Regions from separate parts of the Mus musculus genome. Here regions 2 and 3 are each linked to region 1. A link is a loop called in an ENCODE intact Hi-C map of the cell type or tissue named here. Cell type or tissue: heart. All regions are shown on one strand.

Region 1 (8,000 bases):
ACTTAACATCTTTACACACACTTACGGGCTCTTTTTGGAGTGTTACTGGGAATTGTTTATAGTTTGGCCCATTTCTTAGAGATCCCCCCCCTTAGTGTTTAAGTTTTTTACATACCAGGAATATCTTTCCTTAACTTACATATATGGACATAAAATTTCCTTCAATTTGCCATGTGTGGACATCTCTATTTTCGTAAGATAAACAGAGTCAAATCTGACCAGTTCAATCACTTTTTAAAGGTGTGTGTGTGTGTGTGTGTGTGTGTGTGTGTGTGTGTGTGTGGTATATGCACATGTGTCCACCAGAGGACATCTAGTGTTCTGCTCTGTCACTCTCTGACTTACTTCCTTGAGACAGGGTCTCTCACTAAACCTGGAGTGAGGCTGGCAGCCAGTAAGCCCCAGCGATCCTCCTGTCCCCAGAGTTCTAGGTGTTGAAGATATGTGTCCCCACGCATGGCTTATACAGTGCTGAGATGGAACTTCATATATGCTGAGCAAGCACAAGGAGGACACGGGGTGTTTGGAGGGTGTAAATGGGACTCAACGGACAGTGACGGGGGCTGAGCTAGGCTTGCTTATAGAGCTAGCTGTGCAACACTTGTGGGTCTCGAGTCTTCTCTGATCTTTCCTTCCCTTAGAGAGCACAGCCAAGAACTTCTCCTAGTGTTCCACCTGATCCCTCCTGCTGACTTGTGCAGAGGCTGAGGCCTGGCTGTCTCTGCTAGGTTGTGCCACGGTTACTGATTCCTGTTTGCTATCCTGACTCTACGAAACTAGACTGCTGGTGTATCCATGAAGTGTTTGCTAGTGGATCAAGCTGCTGCTGCTGACTTGTGAACTGAACTGCCGATTTCCAGACAACACAGACAGGAGTTACTCCAAAGAACCTTTGTAAACAGGTCCCACTTCTCCCATAGCCTTTCTTCCCCACTACCTCTGGTTGGTGGTGGGCTACAAGGGATGTTAAAGCATTTAAGAACCATCATTAAAAGTAGGATTTGAAAAAAATTACAGTGTGGGGCTTCCAAACTTTTACACTTAGTCCATACTTGTTTATTGGCCTGGAGGCCAATTGTGGGGTCCTTGGCTGGCATTCTTGCCTTGAACACTGTGTAAATGCATTTTCTTGCTGCCTTACTTTTTTGCATTTCTCTTAGGAAGTGTGATCCTGCCTGCTGCATCTTTATGTCTTCCTTGCCTTTGAATTATAACAGTGTGTGTGTGTGTGTGTGTGTGGTGTGATATGTGTATGTGTAAGTGTGTGTGTCATGGCATGCATGTGAAGATTAGAGGATTATTTCCTGTGTGGGCTCACACTTTCCACCCTGCTGGAGATTTGGTTTCTTTGTTGCTAGCTGGCCTGCAACCTTCTGGGAATTCTCCTATCTCCATCTCCCGCCTCATGAGAGGAACAGCTGTGAGTCCAGTCATGCACTGCCTTGTCAGACTTCCTGGGGATCTGAACTCAGCTCTTTACACTGGCATAGCAAACACGTTAGCTACTGAGGCACTGAGGCCTTCGGCTGGTTTAAGTAAGAGGTATCTAATACAAGCGCTAAGGTATGTCTTGGCTATTCCACACCATTTTCCCCAAGGTGCATGGGATTCACCTTTGATGTGTAGTGTTGAAATTTCCTTTACTCCTGGAGTACTTTGCAGATGAAAATTGTTGAAAGATGCCTACTAAACTGGAAAGTACTTTCAGAGGGTGATGATGTTGGGCTCAAATCCGGAGTCTTGCTCATGGTAGGTAAGAACTTAGCCCTGAGTTACATCCCAGCAGAGGTGAACGTTTTGGGGTGTGTGTGCGGAGGATGATAGTGTTATTTTGAGACAAGGTTTCTTTCTCTGTGTAGCCCTGGCTGTCCTGGAACTCTCTCAATAGACCAGGTTGGCCTTGAATCTAGAGATTACCTGCCTCTGCCTCCTGCTTGTTGACATTAAAGGTGTGTGCCACCACCAGCTCAGATCTTAACATCTTAATATCAAACTTTGTTTTACTTTTAAAGTTTCCTTCTCAGGGATTCCAATTCAATGGACTTGGCTCCTCTTCCCTGGCTCTCAACAACTTATATCTGAAGCTTTTAACTTATTTTTTCTCATCTCCAATCTCCTCCCTCCCTCCTTCCTGACCTTTTTCTTTTCTCCCCATCCTTCCCTTTTTGTATGTGATGTGTGTATAGTGTGCACATGTGTATATGCATGTTTGATTGTGCATGTATTCATACATGCACACAAAGGCCAGAGCTTACATGTTCCTGTTGGGTGGGGACATGGCATACATGCATACGTGTATGTGTGGAGGCCAGAGGTTGACCTGTGGTGTGGCCTTTGACAGCTCTTTACCTTATGTACTGAAACGAGTCTCTTACTTACACCAAAGCTTGCTGGTTCTCAGCTTGTTGAGCTAGTCAGCTTGCCCTGGAGACTACCTGCCTCTACCTCCCATGCACAGTATCACGGTAGGCTACCAAGCCTGCCCACATTTTAGGTGGGTTCCTGGGGTTCTAACTCCTGGTCCTCACATGCAAGTACTTCAACTGCTGAGCCATCGCTCCAGACTATAATTATTATTTCTTCTTCCCCCCTCCCTCCCCCTCCCCTTCCTCTTCTTCTTCCCCTTCTTCCCCTTCTTCCCCTTCTTCTTCTTCTTCTTCTTCTTCCTCTTCTTCTTCTTCTTCTTCTTCTTCTTCTTCTTCTTCTTCTTCTTCTTCTTCTTCTTCTTCCTCCTCCTCCTCCTCCTCCTCCTTGTTCTTCTGTCTCTATCTCTGTCTTTTTCTGTCTCTCTCTGTCTCTCTGTCTCTGTCTCTCTGTTTCTGTCTCTCTGTCTCTCATTTAGCAATCTTCCTGGCTCAACCTCCCGAATGCTGAGATTACAGGTGACACAACCACCATCAGTCAATGTGTGTGTGTGTGTGTGTGCTCGTGCCTGTGTGTGTGCATGTGTGTGTTGGGGAGCATAATCAGATGAAATGTTAGGATTCCTCTTCCACACTCAGCAATATGACTAACTTTCTGTTTTGCTTTTGTAGTAGCAGTTTTGCTGTCCTTTGACTTCTCAGATAGGAAGCATTTGGAGGCAGGGCTCCGGGTGGGGACTTTCTCTTCTGTCCTCTGCAGTTTTCAACAGATACTGATGCTGATGCTATGCTGGGGGAGGGGCCACTTGCTTGTCTCTTTCCTGCTCTTTGGGGTTTGTCCTGCTTCCTCTTCTTTCCCTTCACTCCCAGGCCTCTGAGGGGCAACAGTTGTTCCCACTTATCTGACTGTCCCCAAGACTCTTGGGTGTTTTCAAGCCTGTCATCTCTTCAGTATTTTACAAATCTCTTCCCTGGTCAGTACAGTGCTCGGATTCTAGTACTTGGAACGGAACTTCTTAGGGTATGAGAAACCTGTCTTCTGTGAAGGGTGTTTGCAGAATGGGGTGCCTGGTGGAATGGGGTGCCTGGTGGAATGGGATGTCTTCAGGAATGGGGTGTCTTCAGGAATGGGGTGTCTGGTGGAACTAAGAGGCTTTCCCTTCTCACTTCTGAGAAGTCTGAAGTTCAGGTGAGGCTCAGAATCCTGGTAGCCCAAGGCTTGCGGTGCTCTTTGTTCAGGATTGGGCAGACTGCCGCCCAGGGAGTTCCTTCCTCCTGCAGTGTGGGCAGATCTCAGAAATATTTGCAGGCTCTCAAGTACTGGAAATTCTTTTCCAGACACAGGGACTTAGAGTCACAAGGTCATGGACAAGGTTACAGTCACCAGAGCTGCTGTCAGGGAACTCGCTGCTGCCTGCTCTATTAAGTGGGTTACTATGCTCACCTCATTCCTTCAAGAAAGCAACCAATAAAAAACCGAAAAGATTTAAAAACATAAATTACCATCTATCTCCCCTCTTTTTCACGTTTATTTAAAACCACCACCATTCCATTTTGCTTTTAAGAGCAGGAAGGGTCATCCTTACAAGCAAGCGCCTTGAAATCTACCTTCCCTGTCTTAGTCTTGTTCAGACCACAGGGCAGTGCATTCCTGTTATCCCAGGACTCAGAAGTCTGATGCAAAAGGAGTGCTGCGAGATTGAGGCCAGCATGGGCTGGATGGTGAGTTCGAGGTCAGTCTGGATTATAGGATGAGACCTTATATTAAAAAAGAGAAAGCACAAATAAAAAATAAAAACCCAAGAACCCACTATTGCCCAAATAGTGAATGTGACGGATGGCGGGCCGGGGCGATCTCTGCAGACTGGCCCATTCCAAGTCTTTGGGGAACCGCGCGTCCGCGCCCGCTGCCTCCACCTGCCACTCCCGGGGGCGCGCAGTGGGCGGGGCGCCGCTGCCATGGAGACTCGGCTCCGCCCCCGCGCCCGCCCCTCAGCGTCGATTGGTCGCCCTTTGCTCCCTGACCCCGCCGCTGGGCCGCCGCTTCCTGCCGGGCGCCGAGCGCCGAGCGCCGAGCGCCGCCCGCCGAGCGCCGCGTCTTCCCGCGCCGCCGCCCCGAGCTCCGCCCGCCGCGCGCTCCGCCCGCCGCGCCGCCAGGCTGCCCGGCGGCCGCCCAGAGCGAGGATGCGGCGGCGCTCGCGGATGCTGCTGTGCTTCGCGCTGCTCTGGGTCCTGGGCATCGCCTACTACATGTACTCGGGGGGCGGCTCCGCGCTGGCCGCGGGCGGGGGCGGCGCCGGCAGGAAGGTGAGTGCCGCGAGGCCTGTGCGCCGACCCGGGCCTGCAGCGGGGAGGCGCCGTGCACCGAGAGTGCTCCCCGGCTCGGGGCAGCAGATGTGGGGACCCTGGCCGGGACGCGCGCCTCAAGTTTTCTCCGGGCCCTCAGGCCAGCGGCGCGAGCTCCGGCCCTGTCCGGCTCACCCGCGGCTCTGGGTGCAGCGACTTGCCTCCCGCATGCGGGGCGCGGGCACCCGGAGCCACGTACCGCCCTGCGCCAGGATCTTGGAGGCTGTTATCTCGCTGGCGACACTGCGCTCCACTCCCTGTGCCGGGATCATAGGGACAACCCTTCCGCCGGACTCCCTGCCCCCTGCTCCGTACTCCGCCCAGATCACCCCGGAGCCCCACTCCCTGCTCCGGGATCTTGGGGATCGTTGTCACCCGAAACCCGGTGCTCCCCGAGCCACATTCCGCCCAACTGGAACCCGCGACCCTCTCGTCTTGCGCCCAGATCTTGGGGACCTTGGTCGGGCTGGAACCCTGGTGCTCCAGTGATCAGAGGCGTGATCCCTCCCTATCCTCCCCATCCAGCACCCCGGCAGTGAGGTCGTACCGTGGTTCTGTCAGACCTCCCGTTCTACTTGCTACACTGCCCACCTCGGCCCTTGGCCGCTCACGGCGGCGGGAACTACCTAGCCTTTTGCGCTTGCATTTCCTAACCCCAAGTCCGCATTTCCTAACCCCAAGTCCCTCCTCGGTGTGTGTCTCTGGTGGGTTCGGTAGTGAGGCCGGGAGTCTTAGAGCTTACAGGTTCTGATTCGGCAGTCATCTCGGCTTGGGTACCGAGTGGACACCGAGCGAGCGTGGGATCCTTGCCTTGGTTGGTGCTGTCTAGGCTGTTGTATTCTCTCCTGAGGGGTTTGTGGTGTTTTACTAGCTAACGAGCTTCGAAATATAGTTATCTTTTCCAAAGATTTGTAGCCCTCCTTACTTGATTTTGAGTAACAGTACACGACCAGAAAAGAATGGAGGTAGATCGCGGCTTAGGGAGATAGGGGGTAGAATCTTGAGTAGGATGGACTGCCCATGAGCAGCCGCCGACTTTACCCCTACTCAGACACTGAATGTCAAAGGCACATGGCTGATTCCCTTTTTCTCTGGCATCTTCAAGTTATTCCTAGCTGCAGGTACGGAGGGAGGAAGGAAGGGAGGGAGGAAGGTGGAAGTGTCTTTTTGACTCTGGGAGGGGTTCATGATTCGTTTTTTATTTTCAGTAACGAACATGGAAACAGTGTTTCCCTGTGCCTGGCTTGTGTGGGGTGGACACTGACTCTCATTAGCCCTGCTTTCTGAATGGTTGTTGTGCTGGGAGCCCCTGCTTGCTAGGGTTTAAGTCTAGCAAGCGTGGCTGGTGGCAGCAGCCAGGTTTTTGAGAACCATGGTGACTCTGAGCAAGTGTGGTGTGTACGGACTTTGCTTCCCCAGGAGACTTCCCTCGCCTTGGGAATACCCTGGCTGCTGACAATGCTTTTTCCTAGTCACACAAAGATGAAGTCCTGGATCAGCACAGGTATGTATGTAGAAAGGCACCTGTGGCATCAGCCTCCCAGGGATGTCACCCTACCTCTGGGGGTGTCTGTTGGCAAGCAGTTGGCTTGTCTCCTCATTAAAGTTCTCTGGATGCCTAAGAGGTATTAGCTTTAGGTGTGAAGAAAGCCCAAGACCTCTTTGTGATCCGATGGAGACCCTATAGAAAGAGCAGATCAATGACCTGGGGTTCTGTTGTCAGTGAGCCATAAAATGTTGTCCTGGCTCAGGGTATCATGGTTTAGTGATCTGCAGGGCAAGGGAGTGCTGTGAAAACTGCAGATTTGGGGCTGGTGAGATGGCTCAGCAGGTAAGAGCACCGACTGCTCTTCCGAAGGTCCTGAGTCCAAATCCCAGCAACCAAATCCCACAACCATCTGTAACAAGACTGGATGCCCTCTTCTGGTGTGTCTGAAGACAGCTACAGTGTACTTACATATAGTAAATAAATAAATCTTAAAAAAGAAAACTGCAGATTTTGAAATTTCAGTAGTGCTCCCATTGAGGTAGCAAGGTGGATCCTGAGAGAGAGACAGAGGATGCCGCCAAACTGTGGAGTGCCATCTTGGATCCCTTAGTGGGTTTAAACACTAGACGACTCTCCACATTTAGCTCATCCCCTTGATAAGAGAAAATGTGCGATTCCTTTAGCGTGTACAACATGACTGTGAGGATAAGAAGAGCAGCTTTACTGAGAGCCTGTAGATTTTTTTTTTTTAGCGATAAGTAGATGGCATTTCTTCTGTGTTTGGTGCTGATCACAGCGGGCTCTTGTTCCATCTTTAGATAGTTCTTCATGCTCTGCTGTTTCATTCCCAAGGGGCCCCAGGCTTCAGGGTTGTGCTTTGGGGATTGTCTGAGGGCATCCTGTTAGGATTTCTGCTGCTTCAGCAGCCAGGCCAGGCTGTGCACTGTGTGCCCTGCCTGCTAAACAACAAGTCTGAGAACTGCTGTTCTCCATTTAGCAAAACCCAGGAAGTCAGCTCACCTCAGACTACAGACTGAATAAACTAAGGAGCTGAAAACCAGCTGTCAGCATTTGCTGGAAAGCCCGGACTCGATGCTGTGATTCCGCAGGGCAGAGGCTCCACGTTAAAGCAATTTATGCATGATGTTTAAAATTGCATTTCATTTGTATAGGTATCTCCCCCTGCCATATTTACTCTTGCCTCCCTAGATGATGATATGCACTTCAAGAATGCCTTTCCTTTGAGCATCTTAAATGCTTTAAAATTTTAATCACGTTAAGTTTCCCTGGGGCCCTGGTATGCTGGCAGTGGATGGCGCTGCATAGGAGGGAAGGGATTTCTGTTGAAAGGAAGCTGCCTCTGGCTGAAGGGAAGCCACAGGAAGGGTTCCCAGCAGTGAGCTCAGCCGAGAGACTGAGGGCCCCTTCATGGACTGCCTAAGAGTTTGAGGTACTGCTCTTCCTGGGAGCTGGCACCTCTGCTGCACTCACTCTGGGCCTCAGGTGCAGGTGTTTGGGGGTTAGGCAGGAAGCATTGGGGAGGGGCTTCTCTTGGAACTACAGAGAAACCTTTTGTGGGGGACACTCATTGGGAGAACAGTAGGTTCTAAAAGCAGAGAAGGGACTCGGGCCTATGCTGTCCTGTAGAGGGCTTCCCATGGCAAGCTGACTGGCTCACTTGTTCATATGGCTGATTTGGAGGGGACCACTACCACCTTGAGTAGAAAGTTAGGCGTACAAGTGGACGGTGATAGCACGGTGGCCCCAGTGGTGCCGGGGACATCTCGCTTTCTTTTGCTCAG
Region 2 (8,000 bases), 210 kb before region 1:
GGCTTCTGAAGGGACAGGTAGCATGAACTATATTCTGATTTAAAAGTTTGAGTGCTGTCTAGTTTCTGCTTGGACTTATTTTAGGCTTTTGATCTTTTGTGATTTCTAGAAATACGAAAGCCACAAGCATCTTATTTCTACTTTACTACTGTTTTCATAGCACAGGAGAGAAGAGGGTCTATATTTTCTTGGTTACTTTTCTATTGCTAATGAAGAGAAACCATCACCAAGGCAACTTATAAAAGTATTTGTAGGGAGGAGGGATGTGTTGAAATAGGGTTTCTCTGTGTAGCCCTGGCTGTGCTGGAATTTTCTTTGTAGACCAGGCCGGCCTTGAACTCACAGATTCACCTGCCTCTGCTTCCTGAGTGCTGGGATTAAAGGTGGGCACCACTGTCATTGCTGCCAGTGTCACCACCATCACCAGACAAAAGCAAGCACTTCATTGGGGGCTTGCTTACTATTTCAGAGGGTAAGTCCATGAGTATCACGGTGAGGAGCAGACAAGCAAGGCATGGCACTGGAGCAGTAGCTGAAAGCTACAGCTTATCCACATTTTGGAGGATGAGAGATTAGACCTGGCATGGACTTTTGAAACCTCAAAGCCTTAAACACCTCAGTGATACATTTTCTCCAAAAAGGCAACATTTCCTAATCCTTTCCCAAACAATTTCATCAAGGGACCAAACATAAGCGCCATGCTGGCTGGGTATGGTTCATCTTGCGATGCACACTTTCACACACCAGGAGCCGGGCAACCCTGGTGTACATAGTTGAGCCCCAGTACAGCCAAGGCAATGTAAACAACATAACAAAAAAACACTCACAAACCACAAGTTAGTCTATGGGGGCCATCACCATTCAAAACACTACGTATATAAAAGTTCACTGACATGCATAGCAGTATAAATACCAAATGTGGTACAATTGTGCTCCAACTATTTATACACATCTTAAAACCAGTGTCCATTAAACCACTATAGATTATCAAATTCTATTTTTTGGTCTGGGTATTGTGGCACATTTTTAACCCGAGCACTTAGGAGACCAGACAGGAAAGTTGCATGTAAGTCCCAGGCCAGCCGTGGATAACAGGAGACCATGGATCAAAAGAAGTCCAAATGGACATATAACTGACTTTCCAAAGCATTTTGTCTTCCTACTAGGTCACCACAGACAACACAGGTTTTTTGGAGAGAGGTGGAAGTGGGGGTGGGCAACAGGGATTAAGCCTAAGGCCTTCTTCCCATGCAGGCGAGCTCTCTACCACCAAGCTACCCTCAGTCCTCACAGCACTTCATCCTTTCCAAATCCCGATCTACTCTCTCTGCTGCAAGTCTCAGTCCAAGCTATTGATGAGCTCATTTTCATTCACCCCTTACAGTATTTTTTTGTTGTTTTTCCCCCCAGTCAGAGTTTTTGCTATGTAGTCCATGATAACCTAAATTCTGTTCCTAGCCAGCCTGACCTTGAACTTTCCATCTCCATCCCCTTGTCATGGCCGGTTGCAGTAGGTCAACAAGAACAAGCCTCCATTTCCACATTAGTTTGTATTTTATGTGCGATCTGTACAGTGTTCTCTGAGACATGATCCCAGTACTCCTCAGTGAACATTAATTCTTGTTGTTTTGTTTATATAACTGATTTGGTGAGACTGAATAAAAGCTCCAACCCAGCACCAGTGGCTTGCTCCAGCCTGGCATGCCCTCTTGAAGACCATCTTGGTGTTGGAGCAACAACTAAGGCTGCCTTGGAGCAGAGACCACAACATGGGATAACATTCTCCAATCACAGAGAGACTTCTCAGAGAAACCTGCTTTGTAACCTGGTACATGACACACACCAAAACATGGTTTTTAGGAAATACTGTCTAGAACGACCTGTACCTTCATGTTTTGTTTTAATGTTCTCTTAGCTTTGAAATTCAGATTAAAAATTTCTGTACTAAGCTAGAAGCTGTACAGAAGCAGGGATGCCTCTCTACTGCGACCCAGCCCCACTCCATTCCAGGCCTTCCTCCCAAAAAGCCAATGTGATGCATCAGTTTAAAACTCACTGCTTTCACTGGAGGAAACCCAGTGAAAAAACCCATCATGTCGTTTCGAGGTTTCGAGGTTTCGCTGGAATGCTGCTTACCCACTTCCATTTTCACTTTACTGAGGCTCCCTCACCTTTTAGCAGGCTTTGGCCAAGCCCTCTCCTAAGGAGGCACCCTTACAAATGCTCACCTGGTGTGAACAAACCTTGATGCTCTCTCTGTCTGGCTATCTCTTCCTCAAATGGCTTCCTGGTCTTTGCCCTTCTACTCCCAGAGCCTGGAACACCATCCCAGTCCTACACTACCATTGATACCTAATGTTTACTTAACATTCCGCTGCTGAGTAAGACGCCATCTTAAGTACTTCCCACAGACTATCTGCTTTTACTCTATTAGGCAGGTAAACGCTTCAGGTGGGACGCTGAAGCCTGTAGTTATCAGACAACTTGCCCAAAGTCACGCAGTTCCTGAATGGGAGGGAACGCAGTCTCGTGGACAGTGTCTGAGCCTGCACCCTATGCTCCACTGATCCCATACGGGACTGCAGGGGAGCACTGGGCCAACCGCTCACTGATGCTTATGTCAACGAGAGCCTGCAAGTTAATCAGCTAACATGCTGATTGGCTACGTGGAAGGCTGGAACCGTGACTTCAAGTAGTGTTCAATGAGCAGCGCTGGCGTCACACAAGGTCAAGCTAAAACAAGTCAGAAAAGAAGCAAAGCCCCTTCTTTTGTCCCCAGATGTTGTTCATAGATTGTGACAGAGTAACAAAAAGAATAACCAGTTACTAAGTAGTCAGAAGAGGTTTTTGCCTCTCTTCAGTGACAGAAGTACACACAAATCTCACAGTTGGAAGACTGTCCCAAAACACACGAACCAAATTTATTTATTACTGATGGCAAATACTGAAGGCACAAACTGACATTTTGGGTTTTCTGATTTAATATTCGCTTTATAGTTCATAAAACAAGGCTCTCATATGTGTATGTGTGTGTGTATGCACGTGTATTTAGACCAAGTCTCACTCTGTGGTTTAGACTGGTGCAGAACTCACTTCGTACACCAGGATGGCCAACAATTCGCAGCAATCTTTCTGCCTCAGCCTACAGAGTGTGGGGATTACGGAGTGCGCCACCACTACCAGCAGAGTCTGGGCTTAAATTACCCTCCCATTTTACAGGAGAAGAAACCGAGGCAGCAAGCTCGCCTGCTACACGGCTTGCAACTCTAAGTCTCTGCGGTCACCAACTCCATCCGTGACACTCAGCCCCAGGTTACAGCCAAAAAGTCTGTAACCTGGAGAAAGGCAGACTCCCTTCCTACTTCACTTTCTAATAGGGCGGGTCGGACTGGACGGGACTCCCGGCAGAGCCCCGAGGCTATCCTCCACCTGCCGGTCCCGGCGAAGGGGAAAACTCACCTCTCGACGCCGGAGCCACAGCGCCTGCGAGGTCCGCGGGGCCGCGTCTCCCCGCGGCAGCCGCGAGCCCTCCGTCCGCTGCCCACTTCCGCCGAGCGCCCTCGTGAGCTCGCAGTTGGCTCCGCGCGAGGGCGCCCGGCGGGGCCGCGGGGTCTCCGGGCGCGTGCAGCCGGGGCCGCCACGTGCGGGGTCGCTCGGACCCGCGCGCGCGCGAGCAGGGCCGGGACTGCGCAGGGGCGGGCGCGCGCGCGCGCGCTCTCCCGCCCGAGGCCCCTCCCCCGCGTCCCCTCCCCCCCCCCGCCCTGTCCCGCGCCCCGCCCGCACTCACTGAACATCCCAGGCGGCTCCCGCTGCCCCGCCGCCGCCCCGGCACCGGCTGCTTCCGTATCGGTTGCCCGCCGTAGGACTCCGTACGACGACCGGCTAGCCGGGTCCCCGCGCCCTACGTCCTCCCGCGCTCGCGGTTCTCGGTGGCCGCCCCATGACCGCCTGACGGAGCGGGCACGCCGGGCTAGGCCGCGGACGCGCGACGCCGCCGCGGCCAGGGCGCGCTCGGCGCTCCTCTAGCGATGTCTGCGTGACGCCCCTCCCCGCCCCGAGCCGTTGGCGTCAACGTCTGCCGGAAGCGCCTCCCTCACATGTGGCTCGCCGCCGTGGAGGTCCCAGGTGAGCGGACGGTTGGAGAGTTTGGGTTTCCTCTGCGCCGAGGCGCCAGTTTGGCGGATGCGGACACCAGTCCTAACAGGAGGGAACCGGCTGGAGAGCCGGGATCGGAGGAGCCTCTGCCCGAGGGAGTTCCCGCTATGGAACCCTGCTTGAGGTTCTGAACTGCTTTACCCCGAACTGAAGGAGCTCCACTTGAGAGAACCTTGATCTGAGGGAGACCCACGTTAGAGAGCACCCCGATCTCCTACACGGAGCTCGGACTCGAGGGAGCCCCGATCCAGGTAGTAGGATTTGAAGGTATCATGATAAACTAGAACCACCACCTCCTCCTCCTCCTCCTCCTCCACCACCACCACCACCACCACCACCACCACCACCACCACCACCAAAACCAAACTTTTTATTTGTATGGGTGTTTTATGTACACCCGCAGAGGATAAAAGAGGGGCGTTCCTCTAGAACTGGAGTGGTGGTTGTGAGCCAAGATGTGGGATATTGGGACTCGAACCTGGGTTCTCTGGAACAGCAGTAAGTAATCCTAACCACGGAGTCATCTTTCCAGCCCCCTAGAACATTGATTCTCAACCTTCCTAATCCTGCAACCCTTTGTTCATGTTGTGGTGACACGCCCCCCCCCCCCCCGCCATGAAGTTATTTTGTTGCTATATTATAATTGCAATTTTCCTACTGTTGGAAGCATAATGTGAATAAATACCTGGTTTGCAATCTTGTGGGCGTGTGACCCGCAGGTGGAAAAACCCTGCCCTAAACCCTTCCCGAGGTAGTCAGAGGGCGAGGACAGGAAGGGAGGCCTCTCAGTTCTGAAGGCCTGTAGTAAGCTTTCCAAAGTGCACAGTCTCTTGCCTCAACACAGCAGCGTGGTGAATGTTCTGTCAGGGTTTAAGCTAAGTTGTTTACCATAATGGAAACAAACTTTATGACTTTTAAAAACTCAAAAGGTTTAGCTGGGTTTCATAGCAAGTGTAGGTTGTTAATGTATCCTTTCCTTTGTTACTTGGGATTTTAAAGATTGTATATGGTTTTTGTCTACTGTAGCTGTGTGTGACGAGTTACTGTTACAGTAGAAGTAAGAGCATTTTTATTGAAATTAATGCCTGAATTCTGTTTCTTTCTCTCTTTGCTCCTTTTGTCTGACATTCATGAGGATCCTGGGGAGAAGATGCAGAATTCCCTGGAAATTGACTTACAGATCGTTGTGGGTGCTAGGAACTGGACTCGGGCTCTCTACAGGAGTCACAAGTGTTCTTTACTGCTGAGCCGTTTCCTCAGCCACATCACCTAATTTCTTTTTCACTTCAAGAAGCATTATTTTCTTCAAGTACTGTATTGCTTGCTTTTTTGCTTATTTAATAGTGCTACTCCTGTTACACAACACAGTTTTGAAGCTGTGCTAAACCATCTCTTTCGATCTTAAATCATGAATGGTGACTGTCATCCTGTGAGTGATTTACACACTTTGATTTCTCCTTATTGAATTCCTGTATTCTCTAAGTGTGATCACAGCAGGAGTACTTATAATCTATTGTCTACCTGCTTTTGATGAAAGCCAGTTTCAAATTAACTATATATTTGACACAACATCTTACCATGTATCCTAGGCTGGCCTCTGCTTCCTAATTGTACCCAATAAGGTATATAGGGAGGGGTTGGAGAGGTGGCTCAAAGTTAGGAGTACAGCTGCTCTCAGAGAGGACCTGGGCTCAGTTCCCAGTACCTCCATGGCGCCTAACTCATGACTATCTGTACTCTAGTCTCCAAGACTCTAATGCCCTCTTTGACCTTCTTGGACTCCTGAGTGCATATACTCAGGCACATATACATAAAAAATTTTCTTTTTAAAAGATACTGTCCATTTTCTGGTGTCTGTTCAGTTAGGCCTTATTATAATACTATTTTCCTTTTTTAATTGTAGAAGACGTGTAGCAATGGCTGCTGTTTATTCTGGTATTTCCTTTAAACTTAAAAGCAAGACAACTTCCTGGGAAGATAAACTAAAATTAGCTCACTTTGCTTGGATTTCCCATCAGTGCTTTCTACCAAATAAAGAACAAGTAAGTTTAACGTAGAACTTGTACGTTTTATGATCTAAAATAATTTCATGTACAGCTTGGATATTAACATTTAAAAGATTAGAAGACATGTTGGGGAGAAAACTTGATTTGCAGTCACTGTCAGTGAAGAAGCAGTGGGGCTTTTGGATTGCTAGGCGGGAAGTTGAGAAGTTGGAAAGTGCTAGTCTGAGGGCAAGCTAGAAGCAGGTAGGTACCAGTTATGATGTTCTATTGGGATTTCTTAAGTTGCTGTGGCTAAAAAGTAGGCAGTGCAGCTGTGGTAGGATGACAAGCTCATGGAATAGGGCTGGCCTCCATCCAGTGCTGGTATCAGACTGTATTATAATTGTGAGAGAAGTGACGAGGTGTGGTTTGCAGAACAGTTAGCTTACCTGTCAGTGTCCACACCTACTACGTGTTTGAGTCATCTTGACAGCTAGGCAGTTCCTTGGTCAGCGCTGCACAACATGAAACAAAAGGGTAATCCTGGTAGGCTTGAGCGAGAGCCCAGCTCGTCTGTCACACCTACGGACAGTGCTGCAGAGTAGAAGTGAGCAAGGGCAACTCAGTCCAGTGTTTGTCCAGCACACCTGAGGCCCTGGCTTTCTTATCGTCAGCATCACCACCACCATCTTCACGATCTCACACATATGGCACACACAGAAGACTCATACACACAGCTCTGCGAGCTGAAGCATCACCTTTTCTCAGTGTATTGTGCTTGAGAAAACACTGTTACAGGAATGGAAACTGCATGTGTCCAAAGCCCTTTTCTCCCATAGACACTTGTGCATCCGTTCCCCTTGGCTGTGTTTCCTGAATGAGGGAGACTTAGAAGTTACTTGTCTTGGGAAAATGAGCACACATGTCCGAATGTTCTGATTCTCATTCCTTTTTTTCTTTAATTATCCCTCATTGCCATTTGATTTGCATATATGATTGCTTCTGTGGACATTGTGGATATTTATGTGTTTCTCTTAGAAAAGACCATTGAATAATGTTAATTTTATTGAAACTTTTCTTTGAGGCCAGATGAAGACATCATTGTTTTTCCTTAATAAACATTTCAAGATTTCAAAACATTATTATAATGTTAACACAAGTGAGGATTAAAAAAAATACTTTCACTATACCTGTCATGCTGCCATTGAATTGAGACCTTTTGGCCTCAGCTTCCAAGTAGTGATATTAATAGCGTGTGTAATCATATTCAGCCTATCGGTTTCAGATAGGATCTTGCTGTGTTGCTCAGTCTCATCTTGAACTTGTAGACTGAAGTGCTGCTCCTGCAGTGAGTGCTTCAACCTCAGTGGTAACTGATACTGCAGATACACTTTTAACAGGAAATCGTTTTTGTTTTTCATGCAGTAGAATTTGGTCATGATTGGGTGAAAATCTTTCATGTAAGAACTTCATTTACAGAATATGTTTTCTATAAATGCTTTCTATAAATCCAGGTTTTACTTGATTGGGCAAGGCAGTCATTGGTTGCATTTTATAAGAAAAAGCTTGAACTGCAGGAAGATATTGTTGAAAGGCTCTGGATCTATGTAGATAACATTCTACATAGTAAGAAATTGCAGAACCTCCTTAAGGATGGGAAGACTGTAAATCTCCAGCTCTCCCTTGTCAAGGTAAGTGAGTCACGGTCTCTTCTGTTGACCTGTGCTATGTGCGTCTTGGTTCGTTTCTTGTTACTGCCAAGTTTTAGAAAATTATGTGAATATGTGGGAAATTGCAGGGAAAAGAAGGAAGTTGTAATAGTATCCCCCCCACCCCCCAATTTTTTTTTTTTTTTAAAAC
Region 3 (8,000 bases), 120 kb after region 1:
ACATGACAGACAGCCCCCACCCCAGGAGCCAGAGTCGGAGTATGTTCTCTCCGCACGCTTTGTCAGACTCTAGGCATGCTTTCCATGACAAGGAAGGGGACACCAGAAAACTGACAGCAGCGGGGACAGGCGGTGCAGGTTGGCAGAGCCTCTCTCAGGGTGACCGCTTCTGACTTCCACAGTTGGCATCTGATGAGCAGGTGGAAAATACTCCGAGGGCTGAGAGAGCCACTCACACACACCCCCATCCCCGTGCTTGTGGCAGGTCTCCCTCATGCTGCGGGTCCTGCTTTGCTGCCCCCTGGCCCGCCACTGAGAGGCAGCTCCTTGGCCTGTCTCTGTGGCACCGCACTGTCTGGCCAGTGAGAACATTGTGCTTCCTGGCACGTGTATGTGTGCATTTGCACAGTCAAAAGGGGAGGGGAGCAAGAGTGAGAAAATCTCATTCCACCGTGTCAGGAATTTTTCAGAAATACTTACTCCAAGGAACCTTATTGCGTGTATAAAACAATAACTAGAGCCACAGACCTTGTTGATGAGAGAGGAGCTGTGGGGAAAGAAAGTGCGTGTGATTTTAAAATGAAAGCATAAATGTTTAGGATGTTCCTATCACTTGCTAAACAGCAGGGTCAGAGTGCTTCAGACTTCTTGAGGCTGTTAGGCCTCTGTGCTGGCTACGGTTGGTCGAGTGTGCTAGCATTCGGAGGAACATCATGGAGGTGGCATGTGCTCCAAGAGTGACACGTGAAGCATGGGGCACAGGGGCAGCCGGGATTCAGGAGCAGAGAGAAAGAGGATGGAGGGCTGGAGAGATGGCTTAGCCGTTAAAGACTAGGCTCACAATCCAAAATATAAGAGAAAGAGGATGGAAATAGCAGGTGTATGCCTGCAGACCCTATGCTGCCCTCAACACCTCCCCCGCTGTGCTCTCTCTGTTGCAGAAGTGGGAGCAGATCGAAGGCAACTCCAAACTGCGACACGTGGGCAGCAACCTGTGCCTGGATAGCCGCACTGCCAAGAGCGGAGGCCTGAGTGTGGAGGTGTGTGGCCCGGCCCTGTCACAACAGTGGAAGTTCTCACTCAACCTGCAGCAATAAGAGGCCCCCGGGGCCCAACGTCCACCCGCACACCGGCCCAGTTTGTTGATCACGTAATTACGTTTCTGAAACTTTCCGCAAAACTATATACCTCAGTGTTCCATCACGGTCTGACAGTCTTAAGTCTCAAGTCTTCATCGAGGCATGAGCGGGGCAGACAGCAGTGCAGAAGAGGAAAGGAGCCCCTGGGGCTCAGGACAGAGGGTCCCTCCCAAGGCTGGCGCCCTCTGCCTCCCTCTTTCTGCTTCCTGCTCACACCCCAGCACTGGCCGGAACAAGTGGGCAAGCAGCAATCATGTTTATATCTCAGACAGAGGAAGCAGGGGCAGGCGCCCCCACAGTGAGAGCTCGCCAATCTCCACTCTGTTTTACCTATTCAAAATCGTGTGTGTGTGTGTGAACCAGGCATGGTGGCCAGTGCCTGTAATCCCATCACTCAGGAGGCTGAGGCAGGCAAGGCCCTGTCTAAGGAAAAAAAAAAAAATGATTTCCACAAAGCTGGCCTTTCCTTGTCTGTCCCTGCACCCGGGCTCAGCTGGCCTCCCAGCCACGTCCCCTCTTCCATTGACATACTTGCTGTATTTGAACGTGAACTTTCCTCTGGTGGACACTAAATAGAGATAAAGAGAATCATGGTCCGTTCCCTACGCTTCCCCGACATCATCTTGTGAACCCTGCAACGCAGCGCAGCCCAGAGCAAAGGTGCATCTCTGGGGCCTCACCAGCCGGCCCACGCTGCTCCTCCAGTAGGGGCATCCCCAAACCACTGGCCCCACCCACAAGCGTCAATGTTTAACTTCAGCGAGGGGATCGCAGCTGGGTTAGAAAGTCTGCTTTGTGCCCATTGTCATCTGTAAAACTAAATAGGTCACCTCTTTTGGCAAGTATTGCTTTGGGTTTTCTTTTAAAATTAGATTTCTTTTCTTTAGGAAAACTCAACCCCACAGCTTCTAACTAATGTGAGCCAGCAGGACCCTACTGCCTTGTGACAGACCAGGGACACTGGACAGCTGTCACCCACTATCCCTAGGCTCACAGTGGTTTGAGACCCTGTATGTTGGGTCTTTGGTACTAAGCTGCCGGCAGAGCACAGAAGAGCAGCTCTTCAGCCTGTGGGTGGACCCCACGTGCCCGTAGCCCTGGTGTGGGTAATACCCCCGGTACATCCACAGGCAACTGCAGGAATTATGGGTAGAGTTCAGATCACAAGGCCTGCGCACTCCCACTGAGGACCTAGGCATGTGTTAGCCACAGAGGTGACCTGGATGTGGGGAAGTGACACCTGGTGGGCTGCAGGCATCATACGTGCTCATCTCGGGTATCCCAGAGATCTCGGGAATCAGAGTTCCAGGTGGTCAGAGGGCCTGTAGGTGAGTGCTGTGCCTCCCGCCTGCTCCAGAAGGGGGGTAGCTGGTTTCTTCTACCTGAGGGGCTCCATGTGTGTACTCACCATGTGTGTATTCGCCATGACCATGGACCCTCTGCGAAGGCCTGGCCAGGTGCTGACCCTCTGTCTTTCTACCCCTGCCAAGCAACCAACAGAAGAGACATTGTAACAGACAGGGTGCCCACATGTCTAATTAAGTTCATACAATGTCCACCTTCCAATGTAGGCTCTGGGAACTGTCACTCCCAGGTACAGGTGCAAAGCTGTCAAGGACAAGGCAGGAGTTTGCTGGAGTCCGGTCACCACGACCTTTGCTAACCCTGACACTCCTGCACTGCTTCTATCAGAGTGACTCCACAGATGTGAGACAACATGGGGCGTCCCAACCACACGTGTACCCCACCCCACCCTGTGGCCTCTTAACCTTTGTACCATCTGATTGTCTGGCCACCAGGGTGCCAACTCAACCCAGCTCCGAGCAGAGGGGGGTGTGGGCAGGGCCCGTCGGTGAGCCATGTTTACATGACAGTGTGCCAAAGTGACTCGCCGAGCTTGTATTGCTTTGTAGTCATCTGGGCTATCCCACCCTCCCAACTCCTGTTTTTAAAACTAAAAACTCCCAGGAGCCCTGGGCGCACACAGGCAAAGGTGGCTGTCTTCTGTGGTGGTCCTTGAGTCTCCGTGAAGCTGAAAATGATGGTGTCTGTGAGTATGTTTTGCAAATTCAAAATATAGTTTGGTAATTTTTTTTCCAGTTGATTTTTAAAAAAACAAAACAAAAAACTGCTGTACAGAGCTTGTACTTTGTCCATTTTATAGATGGAAACCATCCTTGAAATTGTTTAACTTAAATAAAGAGAAGATACTTTATAGATAATCCTCCGCCGCTGTCAGTCTTGGTCTCCACCAGGTGTGGGTGGCACCAGGCAGAGGGCTGGAACCTGGGTCTTGCTTCTGCCCACACTTCTATTTCTCATCGCCCCCTTAAAACACATCTCTAAGGCTGTGGATCCTGGACCTGATGTAATCGTGACAATTGTTTGCAGCGTGGAACAATTGGGCTGTGCTGGACACCTGGCCAGCCTCTGCAATGCTCTGCCTAAACTTGCCCTGATCCTGCACAAGCCGCTTCCTGTAGTCTGCCCTGAACACTTGGCCCACACTCTTTAGGTACCAAATTTCTTATACCTCGGTATTTAAAATGCACAGTCCTGCTCAGCAGCCATCTGGGGCTCCCCTACCTATCCTGGTCTCGTACATGTCTTCTACCACACCTTCATGTGACTGGCTACATACATGACCAGGGAAATAAACACTAGCCGGTTGTCTTGCAGTTTGACCATGATATGACAGTTAAGGGACTGGCCATCACACCACACTGCATTCACTTCATTATGTGAGACACCAAAAATTTGGCTCTGTGATCGTCTGAGAGACAAAGGCAGTAACTTATAACTTGGCAATGTTCCAGAGCCTTGGGGTATCTGAAGAGACTAAACTACATTTCTAAAAGGTCTAGCCTGGGAGCTAGGAGGAGGGTTCCAGGATGGGTGGTCAGGAGGCCCCTCTGGGAGTTAGACTTAGAGGCAGCTGCTGCATGGAGCTTTGTGAAGGGGTAGCTATGGGTGGTTTCTCTTGGGCATTTCAGTGAGGCCCAGAAAGGCACAGGCCTCTGAAGATCATGGGAGGAGCCCTTGGCTTGCCAAAGGATATCCCAGAAGGCCCCTTGTTACCTTTGAGCCGGAGAGGTCTCTTGGAATCAGGCCTCCTATACAAGTAGTTCAGATGTATGTGTTCCTTGTCTCGTAACAAGAAACCCAAGAGACCGGATTTCAGCTCAGTGCTGAACAAACTCCCAAGTCCCACCATGGCATAGGACAGTCACCTCTGATCGGGAGTCCCCTTGTCTAGAGGCAGGATATGGGTCTCAGGAGTTTGGGCTACCCTCGTGTGTCCTTGCCAGGGGCTAGAAAAGGAACTGTTTGCAGAGCCACACAGCCTCCTGTTGGAAGGGTTTGAGCCTCTGTAGGATGGATGGGGACCGTGATAATGGCTTTGAGAGGGTAGCTGCTGGCCTACTGAGCTCCTTCCTCCCCCTGCCTTTGGTGTCTCCGGTACCCTGCTCAGGGTTCTCGGGAGGGACTCAAATAAAAAACACATGGCAGCAGACCACAAACCAGTCATAGTAAACACCGTGACCTGCTTACTATCAGCACACTAGGTAACGTCACGTGGTCTCATTACTGTGTGTGATTCCAAAGCCGCAGTGAACGCAGAGTGAATGGAAATCTGCAATAATGGGTGGAATGAAAATAGCCGATTCTTAAAAAGAAAAACAGAGACCATACCGTACGCTGTCTGCAAGCTCCAGTCATGATAGAACAAAATAGTTTCAGGAAAAGGTCATGAAAAGGAAGGGAGGCTCTCAGAAGTATGTCGGTGTGGGTGGGAGAGTTCTAGTCTGAGCCTCAGCGCGCCCTCATGAGCGCCCCCGTGTGGCTGGTAGGACACCTGCATCTCAGCACCCCCTATTAGAGAATGTGACTTCCCATCTCTGCCTTTCAGAGAGGGGCTTGATTTTAGATAGTCTCTTGCCTGGGTACAAGGATGCTAGATGTGTCAAGCAGAAACTGGCCGGAGAGCGACAGATCAAGTGGGAACAACCGTCCTCCATATGATAGCACCATTTAGCCATCCAGTGACTCTGATAGAACAGGAATGTGACCTCTCAGGAGCTGGGACTCTCTCCATCCTGTGCATTGGTAAAGGAGCCATAGGTTCTCTGGCCCTTGGGTTCCAGAAACCCCTGGTTTCCAGGCCTGTGAACATGGGCTGAGCAAACAGCCCGGGTCGTCTCCATCTCCACGATCAGAGAAGCTGCCTGTGTGTAACTATTGGTCTGTTAGGAATCCCTGACACCAGAGAGTTTCAAAACACCCACGGGTACAGCCTAGAGCACCAGGCTGAGGGGCCTGGGTTATAGCTAAGTCATCTCTCCACCTTGGAACTGTATCAAAAGTGAGGTGGGTGAGAGAGAGAACAAGACCCCAGGAGAAAGAAGAGACTGTATGAGAGTGACCCTTGGCCGTGTTACAGTACCTATGTAGCGGGTACAAGGGCTGGGGGTTTGGGGATAGTGGGGTAGACCTACCCTAGGCCTAACTCCAGCTATGGACAAGGCAGGTACACGCTGACACCCTGAGTTCCACTCAGATCCAGTAAGAAGATGGAGGAGGAGGAGAGAGTCCAGTCTTTATACTGAGTTATCACATGTCACCAGGGTGCCACACACGAACAAAGGAAAGCTTGAGAGGCAGGAGTGGGTGGACAGAAAAGGATGTGGAGTTCCCATGTTAGGACTGGTTAGGACTGGCCAGCCCTGGAGAATACTTTGCCTCTAATTTTCACAACCCATAAAGTGTTTCCCTATTTGGCACTGGGCAAGCTCTAGCAAGCCAGCCATGAACCTGGGTGACTTGTATAGGTCACATGAGGCACCAGCTCTGAGACTGAGCCTGTCCTGGGGCAAGGGGAGGGCTCAGTGTTGTGCTCTGTGTGACAAGAGGTGGTGAGAAGATGGCAGTCCTCCAGGAGAGACCAGGGCAAGCAGCCCCCTTGTAGCAGCTAGCACATGGCAGTTCTCAAGAGCTGGAGAGCATCAGAGAAGGCTTGGGGATTCTGAGGGGAGAGCGAGGACCTAAAGAAACCTCAGTCAGTTTGGGCTTGCACACCAGACCCACTCCTTGCACACTAGACCCGCCCCTTGTACACTAGAATCACCCCTTGCACACTAGACCTGCCCCATGCACACTAAACCACTCTTTGTAAACTAGACCCACCCCTTGCACACTAGGCACACCCCTTGTACTCTATACTGCCCCTTGTACACTAGACCTGCCCCTTGCATATTAGAGCCACCCCTTACACACTAGAACCACCCTTTGACACTAGACCTGCCCCTTGCACCCTAGACCTGCTCCTTGCACACTAAACAACTCCTTGTAAACTAGAACCACCCCTTGCACACTAAACTACTCCTTGCTCACTAGACCCACCCCTTGCACACTAGATCCGCCCCTTAGGCCAGTCCAAAATGGGAACCCTGTGCTCACTTGCAAGAGGGGCATTGTGGGAGAGGTGAGTGAGGAGGGCATTGTGACCCTGTGTTACACCTAGTGGTCCTCCAAGGAGCAAAGACAGGACTGTGAACTCATGAACTTCCCACTGGAGACATTGAATATGCTCTTCAGCAAATTGGACAACCTTGCAGACTGTAGCTATTCTCATCTGCCTCTCGGGGACCTTCAGTGCCCTGGTGGGAGTAGAGGTGGGGCTGTCCAGGAGTCAGGAGGCACAGCCCCTTACCTGCTCGGCTGAATTCCTGTAAGTCAGTCATGGATGCTAAGCCATTTCTCCATGGCAGGAAGAACTGTGGGGCTAGATAGAGTTTTTCAAGAGAGCCAAGTTGTCTGGCTTGGGACGTAATAAGGTGCTAGGGAAAATGGTGGGCTTTGGGTGTGACTAGACCTGACCTCCTCCTTCTCATAGCTGAGCCACTAGCCTGCGTCATTGCCAATCTCCGCTGTAAACTGGAGGGCTGAGATTTGGGCTGTGCACAGCCCAGGTCCAGGTGAGGTCCTTGGCCTCATCCAGTGTCCCTGTGATGGTGGCTCAGCTTGTCCAGTCCCAAGGTTACACTTGCTACTCTTCTCCACTGTAGGCTCCCATCAGATCGGGGGTGGGGTGGGGGGGGAGGGCGGCATGACAACCTACCACCTCTCCCCGTCTCTAAGATTCAGTTGTCCTTCGGCACACTGTGAGCTTATCCTCTACTGGAAAATACGGTTGTAGCATCACGGACCCCTCAAGTGTCCCAGTGCCTCACAAACCTAGACACGGTGACCAGGTGAAGGACTGTGGGGCTCTGCAGCTCCTTTCCTTTCCCATCCCCGCCAGGTCACCCAGTTAGTCCCAGTGACCGTGTTGTTGCTGGTCTCACGTGGGGCTGTGTCTTCTATAATTCCAGCTGCCCACACTCCCCAGTCCACAACACTATTTGGTCTGTTTTGTGCTAATTTGAGGTTCTGCTGCCCTCTGCTGGCCAGACCGGGAACAGCCTCACCCAGAGGTAGGGACATTTCCCAGGAAAGAAAGGCAAAAAAACCTAGGTTTAGAAGATCATGGGATCCAGGTAAGATCAGGCTGTCAGATCTGTTGCTGTGTTGTTACCCTGACACTTTTGAGGTTAGACACAGCACCTAAACCTGCCCCTCTCCCAGGCCCAGTTCAGTCCACCCATTCCAGGGCAATAGCCTTGGATTCTTAGGTACCCTATACTCTAATGTCCTTAGAGGCCTCAGTGACTCCTTCTCAAGATCTTCAGATATTGTGCTTGGCTGCATGGGATCATAAAGGAATTCCCCACCACATACCAGCTTCCCTGAGCCCGCTCAGAATCAGACCGGATTGCAGAGACCGCACTGTCCTATTAGCACCTGGTACAGACACCAAGGTTA

The links. Hi-C counts contacts between places; a loop is a spot of excess contacts. Peaks named below come from ENCODE experiments on the same cell type or tissue, not always from the same donor. Only the 100,000 strongest peaks of a DNase experiment are listed, where the experiment ranks them.
Region 2: a loop joins it to region 1, with 3 times the contacts of the local background. A loop is called at or near these places in 2 of 42 quality-filtered maps.
Region 3: it touches region 1 in a loop (5-fold over the local background); 18 of 42 quality-filtered maps call a loop at or near these places.

What each region holds. Positions count from the first base shown.
Region 1 is chr8:124,226,980-124,234,979 of GRCm38, forward strand. Galnt2 (polypeptide N-acetylgalactosaminyltransferase 2) reads left to right here and starts at 4,415. Exons shown (of 16, transcript NM_139272.2): 1 at 4,415-4,670. The coding sequence starts at 4,548. In heart, a CTCF peak has its summit at 4,721; DNase peaks (open chromatin) are centred at 3,102, 4,332 and 4,912; H3K4me3 peaks cover 2,896 bases; H3K27ac peaks cover 2,682 bases.
Region 2 is chr8:124,017,402-124,025,401 of GRCm38, forward strand. It overlaps Taf5l (TATA-box binding protein associated factor 5 like), which reads right to left and starts at 3,996. Exons shown (of 5, transcript NM_133966.3): 1 at 3,788-3,996. It overlaps Urb2 (URB2 ribosome biogenesis 2 homolog (S. cerevisiae)), which reads left to right and starts at 4,096. Exons shown (of 10, transcript NM_001368414.1): 1 at 4,096-4,125; 2 at 6,059-6,197; 3 at 7,655-7,831. The coding sequence starts at 6,072. Mir1967 (microRNA 1967) reads left to right here and starts at 5,240; the gene lies at 5,240-5,321. In heart, a CTCF peak has its summit at 3,178; a DNase peak (open chromatin) is centred at 4,030; H3K4me3 peaks cover 3,164 bases; H3K27ac peaks cover 2,650 bases.
Region 3 is chr8:124,342,362-124,350,361 of GRCm38, forward strand. It overlaps Galnt2 (polypeptide N-acetylgalactosaminyltransferase 2), which reads left to right. Exons shown (of 16, transcript NM_139272.2): 16 at 942-3,361. The coding sequence ends at 1,097. Among named protein-coding and RNA genes, the nearest start is that of Pgbd5, 88 kb to the right of the region's middle. In heart, CTCF peaks have their summits at 4,988 (motif pointing left) and 7,592 (motif pointing left); DNase peaks (open chromatin) are centred at 4,950 and 7,550.